2 separate regions of the Homo sapiens genome follow, and region 1 is linked to region 2. The links are chromatin contacts, found by Hi-C or POLR2A ChIA-PET in ENCODE. All regions are on one chromosome and are shown on one strand. The core of a region is the stretch at or near the end of the contact, and the rest is flanking DNA. Distances in the headings are between cores, read along the strand shown.

Region 1 (5,438 bases), core at 2,803-5,302, 1.4 Mb before region 2:
TGATGTTGAGCACCTGCAGTCCTATCTACTTGGGAGGTTGCAGCAGGGAAGACAGCTTGACCCCAGGTCAAGGTTACAGTGAGCTATGATTGCACCACTGTACTCCAGCCTGAGTGACAGAGCAAGATCCTGTTTCTAAAAGCAACAACAAGAACAACAACAAATACCTAGAAAGTGTTAGCTAAAAATGTTAACATGGATGGTGGGCTGAATGGTATTAAAGTAAAATTTTGGGCAATACTGAGCAAAAGGCAGGGGGCCAAGAGTAAAAGATGAACTGGGCAGCCCAAAGAGACATTTAAGGAAGAAAGGGCCTCCATCCTGGGAAGAGGTGTCACAGTTGAGCTTCACGGCCCAAGTCAATGGCTATTACGTCCTATATCATGAGTGTACTCAATCACTAGATAAAAATGTCAGAAAACCCAAGATGGAACAGCTCAAAGGACAAAATGCACCTTAAAATATTACAATAACTATATTATATATTTTTACATATTTTTACTCAAAATATCCAGAACTGTCTAGACATTCATCCTTTTCTTTCCTAGCCTTTTAAATAATATCAAAGAAAGACTGTCTCTTCTTTCTTTTCTCACTTCTTACCTGTCTTTTGTTCTTCAGATTTACAGGGTGAGAAGAAAGTGGGAGAAGTAAAAACAATTCAGACAAGAATCAAACTGGCCTCTAATTAGTCTTAAGGTAAAACTGGTAAACCAAATAAAGTATGTTTAGAGATCTGAAATCCAACACCAAAACACTATAACACATGCTGCTTTACAATACTGGCCAGGTGTGGTGGCTTGTGCCTGTAATCCCAGCATTTAGGGAGGCTGGGGAAGGAGGATCACTTGAGCTCAGGAGTTTAAAACCAGCCTGGGCAACATGGCAAAACCCCATCTCCACAAAAAAATATTAAAATTAGCCTGGGCATGTTGGTGTGTGCCTGTAACCCTAGCTACTTGGGAAGCCGAGGTGAGAGGATCACTTCAGCCCAGGAGGCAGAGGCTGCAGTGAACCGAGATCACCCCACTGCACTCCAGCCTGGGTGACAGAGGTACACCTTGTCTCAAAAAAAAAAAAAAAAAAAATACACACACACACACACACACACACACACACACACACACACACACACACATAGATAGATATAGTATTATGGATCTATATTTCTCTAATATAGCCCATCTCAGTTACTGATTTCACATCCAACCAATTGGCAAAAAATTGAACAAACATTTTTCAATAGAGCAGGGGTTAGTACGCTATGGCCCACAACTCAAATCCAGCCAGAGGACTGTGTTAAAAAAAAAAAAAAAAAAAAAAACTAACTGGGAAACCATTAGGTTGAGACAGCTCCAGCACTTTGGGTTCCTATGTAAACAAACCAAAACCCAACTCAATGTAAACAGTAAAACTAAACTTGAGTTTAATCAATCAGAAACCACCAAACAACTTCTAACTAGAGACATTCCACTGTTACCAATCAAATATTTTCTGTTTCCATAAACACCTTATAAAAGTTTTCCCCTCACACCCTCTTGGTGGAGTCTTGAATAACTTGTGGTCTGGTGATACCCAATTTATGAAATTGCTGAATGCTCATATAAACTCTAAAATTTCCATGTGCCTAAAGTTATCTTTTAACAACTGTTTTTGTATAACCCATGAGCTAAGAATTGTTTTTACATATTTAAAGGGTTGGGAACAAAGTAAAGAGGAAAAAAACAGAAAAGAATGTGTAACAGAGACTGTACAGCCTGTACAACCTAAAATACAGGTAGTCCGAGCTTCACACATTACTTGGTTAGCTGAAACTCTACAAAGCGAGGGCTGCCTACACTTATTGTCTGGTCCCTTACAGAAATAGAGGATATCCAAATGCCAGTAAACACATGAATATGTGTTCAATACCATCAGTCATTAGGGAAATTATGGGAAAACCCCAATGTTATGTCACTATATTCCTACTAGAATGGCTAAAATGAAAAAGACAGTGTGAAATGTTGCAAGCATTTGGAGGAACCAGAATTCTCAAGCTGCCACTGAAGTATAAATTGACACAATATGAAAAACTTTTCAGTAGTGTATACCACAAACACACATCTGCCTATCCTGTAACACAGTAATTTTCTAGTAGGCATATACGCAATAAAAATGTACATATGGCCAGGCGCGATGGTTCACACCTGTAATCCCAGCACTCTGGGATGCTGAGGCAGGTGGATCAGCTGAGGTCAGGAGTTTGAGACCAGCCTGACCAACAAGGTGAAACCCCGTCTTTACTAAAAATACAAAACTTAGCCAGGCGTGGTGGTAGGCACCTGTAGTCCCAGCTACTCGGGAGGCTGAGACAGGAGAATTGCTTGATCCCGGGAGGCGGAGGTTGCAGTAAGCCGAGATCGCGCCACTGCACTCCAGCCTTGGCGGCAGAGCGAGACTCCATCTCAAAAAAAAGAAGAAAAAAAAAAGTATACATAATTTCATCAAAATATTTCTAAAAATCTTTATAGCAGCCCTATTGGTAATAGCCAAAAACTAGAAATACTATACATACAGCATGAGAATAACAAACTGCTACATAACTTGAATAAATCTCACAAATAAAATATTGAGCAAAAATCAGAAACTAAGGACTAAATACCATATTACTCCATTTATATAAAGTAAATAATAGGTGAAATTCATTGATAATGTTGGAAGTCCAGATAATGATTACCTTTGGAACCATGAAGTGGGGCTTCCGGGATGCAATAATGCTCTTTCCTGATCTAGATACTGGATACATGGGTATTTACACTTTGTGAAAATTCACCGAGCTGTACACTTACGATTCATGCACTTTTCTGTATGTCTTTATACTTTAAATATTAACGCAATAAAAATATCTCTATAAACTCTACTCCTTTGAAGGAAAATTGTATACATCTCCCATTCATTTTGCTGATTGCCATCATTACCTCCCATCAATGACATGTCTTGATTCCTATTCCTCACATTAAAAATTAAACTGTTTTAATTAATTTTATTGGCATACGATTGCATAGAATGATTATGTAATTGTCATTTTAGATGAACTCCATACCAGATCACAAGGAAAAACTTTGAAACGCCAATAATTTGTGATAGTATATTCAAGTTATCTGGGGAAGAAAAGAACACCTCCTTGAAATGTAGTTTTGTTTGGCCCTTTGTTTTGGCTTATTTCTATCTACTACCACTGTGATTTAACCTGCATAAAATGCTCAAAGGAGCTTTTCCAAACGCGTGTGTTTGTGGAAAGTTGTTCCTTTCTACCATCCTTGTCTAATAATGCGGCTGTCTTGTTCCCTCCATCCATAGAGCTTAAAATGCTTCCCAAACGTTGCACCAGGTCCAGGGACATTGTGAATCAAAAAAGAAAAAAAAAAATTCTAACAGTATCTTTTTACAGCATGGCTTAGCGCGCTTAAAGAAGCCCCTCATTCTTCGCCCACACTTCCACGTGTGAGAAATGAAATATAAAACGACTCTCTCATGGGCACAGAGTCGATCAGAGGTTGAGCGAGGACTGGAACCTTCTGACTAACCGCGACTTAAGGGGAAAAAAACAAAAAAAATACACCCTTGAATAAATGCTCAGCTGCTCAGGTCCAGTATTAGGAAACTGGAGACAATACCAAAACCATACCCAGAAAGAGCTGTCTGCCACCTGAGGACCCCACGACACTGACCTTCGAGAGAGCCCCATCACTCCCGGCCACGCGGGGTCAGCATTCACTAAGTACAGATTCCGCGGGGCCCCTTCTCCTTCTCCAAGGAAAAGTCTGCGGCCGAAAACTCCAGGGCTGATCTGTGCCCACCACTATCATTCTCCGTCGCCCAAACCTCCCTGCCCAACCGTTTACCTGAGATGCGCCTGGCATAGACCGGGGAGTCGACACTGCGCGCTTGCCGAGTTTCTCAGGCCGAGTGCGCAGCCACCGCGTCAGCCAATCGCCACTGGCTCAGAGCCTCCTGGCTCGAGACTCACCCACAGACGATCCGGCGGAGGAGCGGGGCGGCGCGTGGGGCCTACGGGGCGGCGGCGCGCCGCAGGGGAGAGCGCAAGCGGCGAGCACCGGGCATGCGCGTGCCGCGCTGCCGGGCCGCGAGGCGGGGCCTCCAGGAGAAAGAGAGAGCTTGGGAAGAAGGCCCGGGAGGAGTTTGGAGAGAAAGTAGTCGAACTTAGTCTGCTGCGGTGGTTGCCCTAACGGGATGCTTATGGTTGTCGAATCCAAGACGACGAGCGCAGAACGCTCTTTCTCTTCTGAAAGAGCAAAACGTTGTCTGGACAAAACCTAATAGGATTAGAAGAGGGAGAACGCGGAACTAAAAACGGTGTCTTGTGGCCTCATACTTGGCCTCGTCGAGTTTTCCCAAGACCTGTCGAAATTGTGCTTTCCTTCTTTGTGTGTGGTTTGGGATGAGAGGTGGGAGGGACGTGTTTCGAAGCGGCGGTCAAGTGAAAATGGCACCAGATCGGGCTCCGGTTGAGTGAGCAAAAGTACTATCTAGATCCTGGCCAAAGAACGTTTCACACTAAAACCTTGGAGCTGGTGACTTTTTTTTTTTTTTTTTTTTTTGACTGAAGTGCTGGATGAGATTACGATATGTGAATCCTCTAAGAAAAAATGTTAAACCTTACAGAATTTAAAAATGTCCAAAGTTTTCAATTGGCCTACCTCCGTGAACTAAGAATGGTATAATTAACTGCTAGTAATTTAAATTTGGGTTTTTTGTTCCATAGTTCAGAATTGGTTTTATAAATGTCACTTTAACTCCTGTTACTCATGATTCCTTCAGACACCAAATACTTAGTGACCACATACCATGTGCCAGGTACTCTTCTGGGTGCTGAGTAATAAGCAATAATATTTTTTAATACACCCCAGAGAATAGGCATAATATGAGGTGCTGACGGGTTCCTAAATTTGTGGTTAAAGTTAATGAAAGGAACTTATCCTTTAGTAAGTGTACAAAAGAGAGTTTAAAAAACTGAAAAAGGCCGGGCGCGGTGGCTTACGCCTGTAGTCCCAACACTTTGGAAGGCTGAGGCAGTGGGATCGCTTGAGCCCAGGAGTTCGAGACCAGCCTGGACAACATGGCGAGACCTTGACTTTATTAAAAATCAAAAAAATTAGCTGGGCATGATGGTGCATACCCGTAGTCCCAGCTACTAGGGAGGATGAGGTGGGAGAATCGCTTGAGCCCCAGAGGTGGAGACTGAAATAAGCTACGATGGCTGGCGCCACTGCACCCCAGCCTGGGGGACAGAGCATGACGCTGTGAAAACTAACAAAATGGAAAAGTTGGACGTAGATTAACTTGGAACAACAGAGGTTATAATATTCACCAAATTTTCGTTATGTATGCTGTAATGAACAGTGTTCTCAAGAAGTTTGTTACAGATTCAGCTTTGA
Region 2 (5,346 bases), core at 1,375-3,874:
AAAAGAAAAAAAAAAAAGAAATATATTCCCATACAGTCTCCTTTCTCTATATTCCCCGCTTTTGAAATCTCACCTACTTTCATGGCAAGGCAGATGACTTACAAATTATTCTCCCCTTCCCATATCGGGCAGGTTCCAATGTCACATTTCCATTTGTCAGTTGGGCAATCTTAAGCATACTGCCATCACTCCAAAAGCAACACGTCGGCCAGGCACGGTGGCTCACACCTATAATCCTAACACTTGGGGAGGCCGAGGCAGGCAGATCACCTGAGGTCAGGAGTTCAAGACCATCCTGGCCAACATGGTGAAACACAAAAATTATCTGAGCGTGGCGGCGCATGCCTGTAATCCCAGCTACTCGGGAGGCTGAGGCAGGAGAATTGCTTGTACCCTGGAGGTGGAGGTTGCAGTGAGCCAAGATGATGCCATTGCACTCCAGCCTGGGTGCCAAGAGCAAAACTCCTTCTCAAAAAAAAAAAAAAAAAAAGGCTGGGAATGGTAGCTCATGCCTGTAATCCCAGCACATTGGGAGGTTGAAGTGGGTGGATCACGAGGTCAGGAGTTCGAGACCAGCCTGGACAACATGGAGAAACCCTGTCTCTACTAAAAATACAAAAAATTAGCTTGGTGTGGTGGCACCCGCCTATAATCACAGCTACTCGGGAGGCTAAGGCAGGAGAATTGCTTGAACCCAGGAGGCGGAGGTTGCAGTGAGCCAAGATCACGCCATTACACTCCAGCCTGGGCAACAGAGCGAGACTCCATCTCAAAGAGAGAAAAGAAAAAAAAAAGCAACATGTCTGAAATACTCTTTTCTTTCACCTTCATCTCAAATCTTTCACTTTTCTATTTCTGTTGATGCTACCGCCACTCTCCTTGTATCTTGGTTTTTCTCTTACCTTCAATCCTAAACTTGCATTCATCAATCCTGTTTTGTGCTTTCTTTGAAATCACTCACATCTATACTTTCCTGTTCTTTTCCGAGCTCAACTCCTTCTCCCAAGGTTTTCACGCTCTTTTGAATAAGCCCCAAACTCTGGCCCTTGTACTTTTTCTTACATCCCTCTCCCTGCAGGGATACCCACCACCCCAAACCAAATTCTACTCATTCTTCAAGATAATTAAGGTAATCCCACCTTCTTCAGCTAGGCTTTGTGACCACCCAATATTGAAACGATTTCCTCTGCCTCTGAATTCCTACAGCAACATTTAGTTAAGCATTCATTTGGCAATTTAATCAAGTGGTGACTTATGATAGCTTTTTAAGTGAGCCCAGATAATAACTATTTATCCCTCATATTGAGTACTGTCCAGTGCTGCACAAAGAAGTCACTCATAAATATTTTTGGATGGCTGATTTACTGATTGAAATTATATCCTTCCATGGAGATTTGCTTTGCAAGGGAAACATGAAAAGAGGGCATCTGGGTGATACTAGGCTGTCATCAACCTATCATCAATGCTTCCTTTACATGACCAAAATCAGGCCAAGACAAAGAAGTCAGTCTCATCTCCATCATTTGAATCGAAAGAAAATAATCCCGGTAATCACAAATTCCATTTCACTTTAGAATAACCATTCCTAAAAGTTTGCAAAATTTATTTGTAGTGTTAATCTGCCCTCCTCCCCCACCCAAAATAATTTAAAACAGCCCAAAGTTAGAAAAAACTGAAGGGAAGAAAAGACTTGGAGAATTTTCAACGCTGCCAAAACTCAGCCAATTTATAAGCATATGAAGATCCAAAATGAGCCCGAATGTTGGTCCCTTCCTCTCAGTCTTGCAAACTTCAGGGAGCTACTGAACGGGACCGCTCTCAAGTTAGCCCCCGAAAAGACACTGATGTAAAAGTGCTGACCGGCAAGTTGACTTGCAAACTGAGGTTAATTACTAAGCCGACCCTCTGTCCCGGCAACTCACTTGCGCTGAGAAGTGAGGGTTGCAAAGGTGAAAATAGGGAAAGAGGTCGGTGGGCTGGGGAGAGGAGGCATTTCCAGTTTGTCTGCTGCGGGAAGTTGTCCGCCTGGGCTGGTCGCTCCAGAGCACCACCGGGGGCAGGACCACGCCGCGTTTGGGAGCTGGACAAGCCCAGGCCCGCCCCGCCCCGCCGCCGGGACCCATCAGGAGCCAGACAGCGCCCAGCGACCGGTCAGGGTGCAGCCCAGGGCCCAGAGCCAGTCTCCGCCCCTTCCCTCTGTCCCCGCCCCGCTTTCCCAGCAGGACGCAGCCGCCTGGCGTGCGGAGAGCGGCCTGTCGCGCGCTGGGCGCGGGGACTCAGGGTCCCAGCAGTGGGTCGCGCACCTGAGCTATCTCCATCCTCGGAGACCGACGAGCTCTCAGTGTCCTCGTCCTCGGAGCTGCTCCCCTCATTTTCGGCGTAGTCCACCTCCATCTCATCGTGATGGTTGGTCTCCTTCTTATCCCCTCGGGAATGGACTGGCATTTTCCAGCCGCGCCGTCGCTTTCCACTACCGGCGCCCAGCCCGGCCACCGCCGCTTCAATGAAGGGCGCGCGGAACGCCCCAACCCACCCAGCCACCGAGCTTGCTCGCCCCCTTGGCTCCTCCCCGCCCCCGGCCCGGGCCTCACAACCTAACCCGCAGGCTCTGCGATGGGAGCTCTGCCATTGGCGGAGGCCTTCCACCGAGCCAGAGGGCGGGGGCTTGCCCTGCTCTGGTACGATTGGTTGCCCGCAATTACGACGCGGCCTTCCGATGCTTGCCGGGAGTTGTAGTTCGTAGGTCTCAGACCTGCAGGGGCTGCACGCTTCCATCCCTCGGCAGCCCTGATCACTTCTTCCTTCTGGACTTCAAGTCCCACAAGGCACGAAAGCTGACACTCTGGATCGCAGTTTATAAACTAAACAGAAACAGATTGTGCGAATTTAGTCTGTATTTATCTATTTCCCGCCAAGTGATTGTTTGACCTGCCTGACCATCAGAGATGTTACTGTTAGATGTGAAAATGTCTTTTGCCTAAAAGGATCTTTGCCTGCTCATTGAGCCTGGGGAACTGGAGAACCATCTGTTTTACTAAGCACCTTTATTACCTACCATTAATAAACTGTTTTATTTAATTATTAACTATAGACGATAACTTGCACTTTCTGTGTTGTGCAAAAATCTTTAAATTATTCTTGAAACTTTTACAATACAGAAGGTAAGGAAGTTTTATCTTGGCATTTTCAATCTAATATTTTTGGCATTTATTTTTTACCAAATGCAGTCGGAAAATGCCATCAGTCCTGATTTAACTTTAGTTTTCAATGAAAAATACATACTTAACCAGATGTACTTTCTCAAAAAAAGGGTACATAGCTCCCTCTCCCTCTCCCTCGCCCTCGCCCTCGCCCTCGCCCTCTCCACGGTCTCCCTCTCCCTCTCTTTCCACGGTCTCCCACTGATGCCGAGCCGAAGCTGGACTGTACTGCTGCCATCTCGGCTCACTGCAACCTCCCTGCCTGATTCTCCTGCCTCAGCCTGCCGAGTGCCTGCGATTGCAGGCGCGTGCCGCCACGCCTGACTGGTTTTCGTATTTTTTTGGTGGAGACGGTTTCGCTGTGTTGGCCGGGCTGGTCTCCAGCTCCTAACCGCGAATGATCCGCCAGCCCCGACCTCCCGAGGTGCCGGGATTGCAGACGGAGTCTCGTTCACTCAGTGCTCAATGGTGCCCAGGCTGGAGTGCAGTGGCGTGATCTCGGCTCGCTACAACCACCTCCCAGCCGCCTGCCTTGGCCTCCCAAAGAGCCGAGATTGCAGCCTCTGCCCGGCCGCCACCCCGTCTGGGAAGTGAGGAGCGTCTCTGCCTGGCCGCCCATCGTCTGGGATGTGAGGAGCCCCTCTACCTGGCTGCCCAGTCTGGAAAGTGAGGAGCGTCTCTGCCCGGCCGCCATCCCATCTAGGAAGTGAGGAGCGTCTCTGCCTGGCAGCCCATCGTCTGGGATGTGGGGAGCACCTCTGCCCCGCCGCCCCGTCTGGGATGTGAGGAGCGCCTCTGCCCAGCCGCGACCCCGTCTGGGAGGTGAGGAGCGTCTCTGCCCGGCCACCCCGTCTGAGAAGTGAGGAGACCCTCTGCCCGGCAACCGCCCCGTCTGAGAAGTGAGGAGCCCCTCCGCCCGGCAGCCGCCCCGTCTGAGAAGTGAGGAGCCCCTCCGTCCGGCAGCCACCCCGTCTGGGAAGTGAAGAGCGTCTCCGCCCGGCAGCCACCCCGTCCGGGAGGGAGGTGGGGGTCAGCCCCCGCCAGGCCAGCCTCCCGGACGGGAGGGAGGTGGGGGGGTCAGCGCCCCGCCCGGCCAGCCGCCCCTTCCGGGAGGGAGGTGGGGGGGTCAGCGCCCCGCCCGGCCAGCCGCCCCTTCTGGGAGGGAGGTTGGGGGTCAGCCCCCTGCCCGGCCAGCCGCCCCGCCCGGGAGGTGAGGGGCGCCTCTGCCCGGCCGCCCCTACTGGGAAGTGAGGAGCCCCTCTGCCCGGCCACCACCCCGTCTGGGAGGTGTGCCCAACAGCTCATTGAGAACGGGCCAGGATGACAATGGCGGCTTTGTGGAATAGAAAGGCGGGAAAGGTGGGGAAAAGATTGAGAAATCGGATGGTTGCCGTGTCTGTGTAGAAAGAAGTAGACATGGGAGACTTGTCATTTTGTTCTGTACTAAGAAAACTTCTTCTGCCTTGGGATCCTGTTGATCTGTGACCTTACCCCCAACCCTGTGCTCTCTGAAACATGTGCTGTGTCCACTCAGGGTTAAATGGATTAAGGTCGGTGCAAGATGTGCTTTGTTAAACAGATGCTTGAAGGCAGCATGCTCGTTAAGAGTCATCACCACTCCCTAATCTCAGGTACCCAGGGACACAAACACTGCGGAAGGCCGCAGGGTCCTCTGCCTAGGAAAACCAGAGACCTTTGTTCACTTGTTTATCTGCTGACCTTCCCTCCACTATTGTCCTATGACCCTGCCAAATCCCCCTCTGCGAGAAACACCCAAGAATGATCAATAAAAATAAATAAATAAATAAATAAATAAATAAAGGGTACATAGACAAGGAAGCCTCAATAGGTATCATAACTCATTAAGTGACCATTTATCCTCTGTATCAGGTATCTTGGTAAGCCCTTTACATGGGTTTAGTGAGTTTAATTCTCAATTTAATAGCCCTGAGTTAGGTGCCATTGTTATTCCCATTTTACGGATAAGGAAACTTCATTTGCAGACCAATCTTAAAACTATATTTTACCCCTTATAACGACAGGGTTTCTTCTTCTTGAAGTGGCAATTTGCTATTGAAAGATAGTACAGGCCGGCAGGGTGGCTAACGCCTGTAGTCCCCACACTTTAGGAGGCCGAGGCGAGTGG

The links. A loop is a pair of places that touch in the nucleus more often than their neighbours do. ChIA-PET counts read pairs that join two places held with the same protein, here RNA polymerase II (POLR2A). Pooled maps may share reads with other maps.
Region 1: a pooled map shows a loop between it and region 2 (7-fold over the local background). The contact joins the promoter of MIPOL1 here to the promoter of BRMS1L in region 2. A Hi-C loop is called at or near these places in 3 of 50 pooled maps. POLR2A ChIA-PET finds 5 or more read pairs at or near these places in 3 of 52 experiments (BJ, HepG2 and endothelial cell of umbilical vein).

Annotation. Positions count from the first base shown.
Region 1 is chr14:37,196,551-37,201,988 of GRCh38, reverse strand. It overlaps MIPOL1 (mirror-image polydactyly 1), which reads right to left and starts at 4,052. Exons shown (of 13, transcript NM_001388067.1): 1 at 3,885-4,052.
Region 2 is chr14:35,823,616-35,828,961 of GRCh38, reverse strand. It overlaps BRMS1L (BRMS1 like transcriptional repressor), which reads right to left and starts at 2,624. Exons shown (of 10, transcript NM_032352.4): 1 at 2,304-2,624. The coding sequence starts at 2,445. RefSeq lists silencers at 2,064-2,233, 2,484-2,583.